2 separate regions of the Homo sapiens genome follow, and region 2 is linked to region 1. A link is an interaction called in ENCODE POLR2A ChIA-PET data of the cell type or tissue named here. Cell type or tissue: HepG2. All regions are shown on one strand. Each heading gives the region's core, and the rest is flanking DNA. Links, peaks and the distances in the headings are about the cores only. Region 1 overlaps LINC02935 (long intergenic non-protein coding RNA 2935). Region 2 overlaps TCF7L2 (transcription factor 7 like 2).

Evidence for each region. Peaks named below come from ENCODE experiments on the same cell type or tissue, not always from the same donor. Only the 100,000 strongest peaks of a DNase experiment are listed, where the experiment ranks them.
Region 2: POLR2A ChIA-PET joins it to region 1 with 8 read pairs; 2 of 35 experiments call an interaction of 5 or more read pairs at or near these places.

The regions. Positions count from the first base shown.
Region 1 is chr10:112,897,560-112,900,469 of GRCh38, forward strand. The region is part of intron 1 of LINC02935 (long intergenic non-protein coding RNA 2935); the gene reads left to right. Among named protein-coding and RNA genes, the nearest start is that of LINC02935, 8.0 kb to the left of the region's middle. RefSeq lists an enhancer at 1,305-2,117. In HepG2, for the core only: no CTCF peak of the experiment used is centred there; DNase peaks (open chromatin) are centred at 1,222, 1,582 and 1,992; H3K4me3 peaks cover 1,249 bases.
Region 2 is chr10:113,005,807-113,008,716 of GRCh38, forward strand. All of the region lies in intron 4 of TCF7L2 (transcription factor 7 like 2), which reads left to right. Among named protein-coding and RNA genes, the nearest start is that of SNORA87, 38 kb to the right of the region's middle. RefSeq lists enhancers at 525-1,245, 1,246-1,966 and a silencer at 1,464-1,758. In HepG2, for the core only: no CTCF peak of the experiment used is centred there; a DNase peak (open chromatin) is centred at 1,675.

The sequences.
Region 1 (2,910 bases), core at 289-2,788:
CAGTGGAATACTACTCAGCCATAAAGAAGGAATGAAATCCTGTCTTTTGCAGCAACATGGATGGCTTATTATCTTAAGTGAAATAAGCCAGGCACAGACAAATACCACATGCTGTCACTCATAAATGGGAGCTAAACAATGTGTACCCATGGAAGGAGAGTGTGGAATGATGGACAATGGGGACTCAGAGAGGTGGAGGGGGTGGGAGTGGATGGATGCTGGGAGGTTGCTTGGTGGGTGCAATGTGCATTGCTCCAATGATGGAGGTACTGAAGGCACTCACTTCACCACAATGCAATATGTCAATGTAGCAAAACTGCACTTGTACCCCATTAATATATACAAATAATTTTTTTAATTAAAAACTTCTTTAGTTCCTTTTCTACCAAATTCCTGTGTCTTCCTGCCATCTGTCAATCCTGACTTCCCTTTAGGGCCATCCATTTAGAAATAAACAGATAAGGCCAGGCATGGTGGCTCATGCCTGTAATACCAACACTTTGGGAGGCTAAGGCGGGTTGATTACCTGAGGTCAGGAGTTCGAGACCAGACTAGCCAACATGGTGAAACCCCATCTCTATTAAAAATACAAAAATTAGTTAGGCGTGGTGGCACATGCCCGTGATCCCAGCTACTTGGGAGGCGGAGGCAAGAGAATCGCTTGAACCCGGGAGGCGGAGATTGCCCTTCAGCGTAGGTGACAAGAGCGAAACTCCATCTCAGAAGAAAAAAAGAAAAAGAAAGCAATGGATAAAGTCACTGAGCACCCCTGTGCCAGGTACCATGCAAAGCACTCACACGTGCTAGCTCAGGTCATCTTCCCAACACTCTACAAGTGAGGTAGAATTATTATCGTCTTCACCTTACAGATAGGGATAAACAGCTTAGGAAGTGACAGTGACTTTCTCAAGGTCACAGAGCAAGTAAGTAAGCTGTGGAGAAGAAACTGACCCCCCATCAGTCTGACTTGAAACCAACTTGGGTACTGCTGCCCATGGATGCCCCTTCTCCACCCCAGCTCTTGCCGTGGGAGCCTTTGTCCCCAAAATGCTGGACTGAGATGGACGCTCAGTGACCCGGATTAGGGTGCTCTGCCCTTGCCTAGGATGAGGTGAATATTCACTATCATGACCAGCTTGGGGAAATCGGGCCTCGCTGACGTCATCAATTATGCATGGTCCTGGGCTAAGCCCTTGCGCTGTGGGACTTGGGGAAAGGTGCTTCCAGGGAGAGGGCAGCAGCGCGTTGAGTCACTTGCCTCTTGTTTAACTCTTTCCCTGCTGCCTCGACTCTGGAGGCGGGGTTTGGGCCTGGGGTTCCGTTTTGGGCGTCTCTGACAGGGCTTGTGTAGAGTAAGCCGGGTTTCCACCCCAGTCCGCTCCCTCCACTTCAGGCCTCATTAGTGCCCGCAGCTCGGATTTACACAGATGTAAATCTGGCCATTAGCACCTCACGCTCTGGCAAGGAGGTGTGGCCAAAGGGAATTTAAGGGCAGCAGGGGGTGGGGGTGGGGAGCAAACTTTGAGCCCAACTTAATGTTTAACTTCTCGGACAATGGGATTGTCAGGCTTCCCCATCTCTATTCCAGGCAGTTTCTTGGGGAAAGGGTCGATAAATACCCACAGATAACAGACGACGCTGGGTGGGTGGCAGGAAATGGATCGCTAAATTATACATCAGATGCAAGGTAGCTAGGTCGGGCCAATGGGAAGCAACTTCTCCAGGGAAAAGCTTCCAGAGCCCCCAGTTCTCTCCCTAACCACACTTTAGCTTTCCTTTGTCTGGAAAGAGAAGCCACTAAATGCCTCTTACCCCAGTGTTAACTCTTTGTTAGGAGGGAATCTGAAGGGAAGATAATTCCAGGAGCGGGGAAGAATGAGAAAGAGAGAAAGAGAAACAGACCCATTTCTGGTAAATAATTAACACCAAAAAATGTTTCCCTAAAAAAAAAATGCCCAGCAGAACTTTCAACTTCTCCAATTTGGGAAGTCAAAAGTTTAACTGGGCGCCAGGCGGCTGATGCCAAGACAGGCCTCCAGCTATGTAACACTGGCCATGCCTGAGCTTGGCTCTGGACCTCTCCTTCCTGAGGAGATGTGGCATCTGGGTGACAGCAGTAGAGGGCCTCTAGCTTTCTTCCGGAGCCGCAGGCAGGGAGGCAGAAGCCTGGGGTCTGTCATCCTGGGTGTTTGGAATCCCCCCACAGGGCTTCACAGAAGCACAAGTATGTCATCAGGCTGATCTCAAGTCGAGACATAAGTAGCATCAGTTTGGGAATCACACCTGGGTCTCCATTCCGGCTTGGTAGTTACCTGCTGTGTGACTTCACACAGTTACTTAACCTCTCTGAACCAGTTTACTTAGCTATAAAATGGAGTCAACAAAACTGCTTTGGGAGAGTTGTTGCCAGGATTAGACACAGTACATGTCAGGGGTCAGCAAACTATGGCGTGTGGGCCAAATCTAGCAGGTGCCTGTTTTTGTCTCTTTATATAAAGTTTTTAAAACAGCCACCCCCTTTGAATGACTGATTGTCCATGGCTGTTTGCATGCTACAACAGTGGAGCTGAGTAGCAGAGGCCCTGCAGCTCTCAAAGCCTAAGGTATTTACCTGTTAGACCTTTGCAGAAAATGTGGCTGACCCTGGGATATGTAAAGATGTAGCTTGGTGCTTCAGAAAAGTTCAAAATGTGGAGGAAGCAGTGGTTAGTGTCATTAATATCATCCCAGGCTATTCCACATCTTGTCCTTCATTCTTTAATCTGGAAAGTGTGACTCTTGCGTCCCTTGTGTATTTTGCTACTCATAGATCCTGCCTCCACTCACACTCTAAGTGCTGGTAATTACATTTGGGACAGGGGCTTTTCTATGCTCCTGAGTGTGCAGGAGATGCTAATGACAGCACCTCTT
Region 2 (2,910 bases), core at 236-2,735, 110 kb after region 1:
TGGTTTGGGCCAGGATTTTAGCTGATGGATCTGGTAGTTCCCTCTGTCAGATTTGTTTTCTTTGAACTGTCTGGGCCGGTCACAGTGTCATTGTTTAAATGTGGAATGTAGGTGTTCTGTGTTCTGGGAAATAAAAACCAAAACTGGTCCAGGGGATCCACAGAGGTAAGAAAAGAACATTCCAATAGGAATGTTTCAGAACCAGGAGGGGAGGAGAGAAAAACGGCTCTGTTGGTCTCCTAGAGGAAGAACTTGTTAGATTTGGGGAGAGTCAGGATAAATTTGACCCTAAGAGTCTCTGATTCCTTTTAGAGACTTTTCTTATAAGAAATAAAATGGAACTTGGGAGAGGCGGCAACTTGGGAAACAGCACATTCTGCCGTAATGAAAGTCGTCCCATAAGAATTTCTCTATCCCTTTAGCCAAATTTCTGTTTCTAAAAGGGGAAAAGGGGCTAGAGATAGGCTTGTTTGTTTTCTTAGTTGAATCTTACTTTTTGTATTTCCAGCCCATTCTGCAGGGTAAGAACAAGCACAGCCCGAGGGCTCACTCAGTGTGATGTTCTAGAGCCTGGCTCTGCCTCAATCCCTCACGCTGGAGGATCAGGCAGCAGGGGCCAGTGATGGATTTTTTTTTCTTCCTTTCCTCCCCTATTAATATTTACTGAGGTATAAATTACAGCAAAGTGCGCAGACCTAGGTATCTAGGACTGTGAGGTTTTCCTGTGTTACCTGTGTAACCACGACCCAGATCAAGATAAGGAACTTTTCTGGCATCTCAGAGGCTCTTCCTGCTCCCTTTCAGACTCCGTCTCCCAGAAGGAACTACTTCTGATTCCTATAGCCATAGACTGAATTTTCTTTTCCAACTTCATATGCATAGGATCATCATGGGTGTTTTAATTTTAATTTCATGTCTGCTTGCCACTCCCAAATGGAAATGTGTTGGCATCTCTGGATGTTTCTTCATAAGAAACATGCCCTGTGGGGCAAAGCCCAGGACAGGGCTGTGCTGCTGCTGGAAGTCCTGTGCAGCTGGCCAGCCTCTGCTCACCCCTCCGGCCACGCTGGCACTTTCAGCTTCTCCAGCCTCCTGCCCTTCCCACTTCCAGTCCTGCACCTGCTGTCCTCACTGATGCACCTGCCCTTTTCCTTCCGTCCTTTATGTGGCACACCCTTAAGGGAGACATCTTCCTGTCTGTGTTTTGCACCCTCTTAAAACTACATTCCTTTCCCTTCAGCATTGGCATCTCTGTCCTTGTGTATTACCTGGGATGACTATTCAGTTAACAAATGCTTTCTTCCTAGGCTGTGAGCCCAAGTTTGTTGGATGATTGGATGGGGGCACGTTGTGTGAGAGAAGGATCATGGGGTAGCATCTGGCTCTCTTAGAGGTGTGTGGGGGCGTGTGATGCCTGCCAAGGCGCTTTCGTTCTGGGGGGTTCTGTGTGTTTGAAGCACTTGGGTTGTGTGTCCCTGAGGCCTCCGTCACGGGCAACCTCATTCCTTCTCTAGCCTCCATCCCCTGCCCCCTGCCCACCCCAGGCCTCTGGAGCTGGCTCCCTTTCCTGCTCACTCTCTTTTGGCCAGGATTTTAACATATATCACAGGCTGGTAGGCTAAGAGCTTGGGACTTCCCCTCACCACACTCAAAGCCTTTGATCTTTTGCTTTGGAGGTAACATCAAAAGGAAGGCTGAGGAAGACAGCCAGGCTGTGAAGTTCAACGTTCAAGTTAATAGCTTGACTGAAGGTTGTGCTGCGTTGTGGCAGCATCACCGAGGCTGGAGTAAACAGAGTGATTCTGCCACATTTTCCTGGAAATGCACCCCAATATTGGAAGAGGGCTTCTTTTACATTCGGAATGAATTCAGGCTGTAGTCAGAGCTGCTTTTCCCTTTCCCCATTTTCCTTGGAAGTGTGAAAACTTGGGGGAGAAGATGTTTGTAGGAGGGCATGATGAGGGGTAGAGGAAGCCCAAAGAGAGGATCTGGGGAGGGGAAGCCCCATGGGATGAGACTCTGAAGTTATCCTTGCCCCGATTCCGGGACTTGCTATCTGCCTGCCTTTTGGCGTGGTGTCTCTGTGCCCCTGACTGTTCCTGATTTAGCGAGGTGTTTCTGAATTCTGATGGAATTCAAAGAAGCCTGGGCAGGCAGGCAGCTTGACTTGGGGCTTGGGGAAGCGTGCAGCCCAGACATAGCAGCGATGAGAGGGCCTCAGGGCTGAGGGCTGAGATGAGAATTTCATCACATGCAAAAGTGAAAGCGACCCATCGTCTTCTCCACTTGATCTCTTGCTGAGCTTTGCAGACACTTTGGTTGTTGTTTAATTTAACATTTTCTGCAATGCTCCTTTTTTCAGATTTTCATCCAAAGCTCTGTATGAGAGGTTTTCAAACCCATTTTGGCCCTGATTCTATTTGGCATACGATTCAACTCTGGGGATGGTCATCTTCCCCACACCTGCGTTGGGTACCTTTTTGGTGTATGCTCAGAGCATCCTTGGACATCTTCCTGGTCAGTGTCCAGCATCGTGAAGCTGCCCTTTAGCCTCTCAGTGCCCCCAGATACACCTGTCTCTCTGCGTAGCGGCACTCAGCGTCACCTTTCTGTGGGGTCTTGAGACCCTGATGATATCAGCACTATGCTGCCAGAATTCCCCTTGGATTCTTTAGTGTGGCTTCTCAAGCATCCCTTATCGCTATAACGCCTTCATGGTTTTTGGCATAACTGTATACTACCTGTGCTATTATTTATTTGATGCATTCAAACATTTGATTCATTTATTTAAACTCAGTCTCACTGTAATCCTTAATTAACACCTGTGAAATTATAGGTTTGATGTGCTACTTATTTATTTATTTTTTAATACACATTAGTATAATCCCGTAACGGCTAAAGTAACACTTT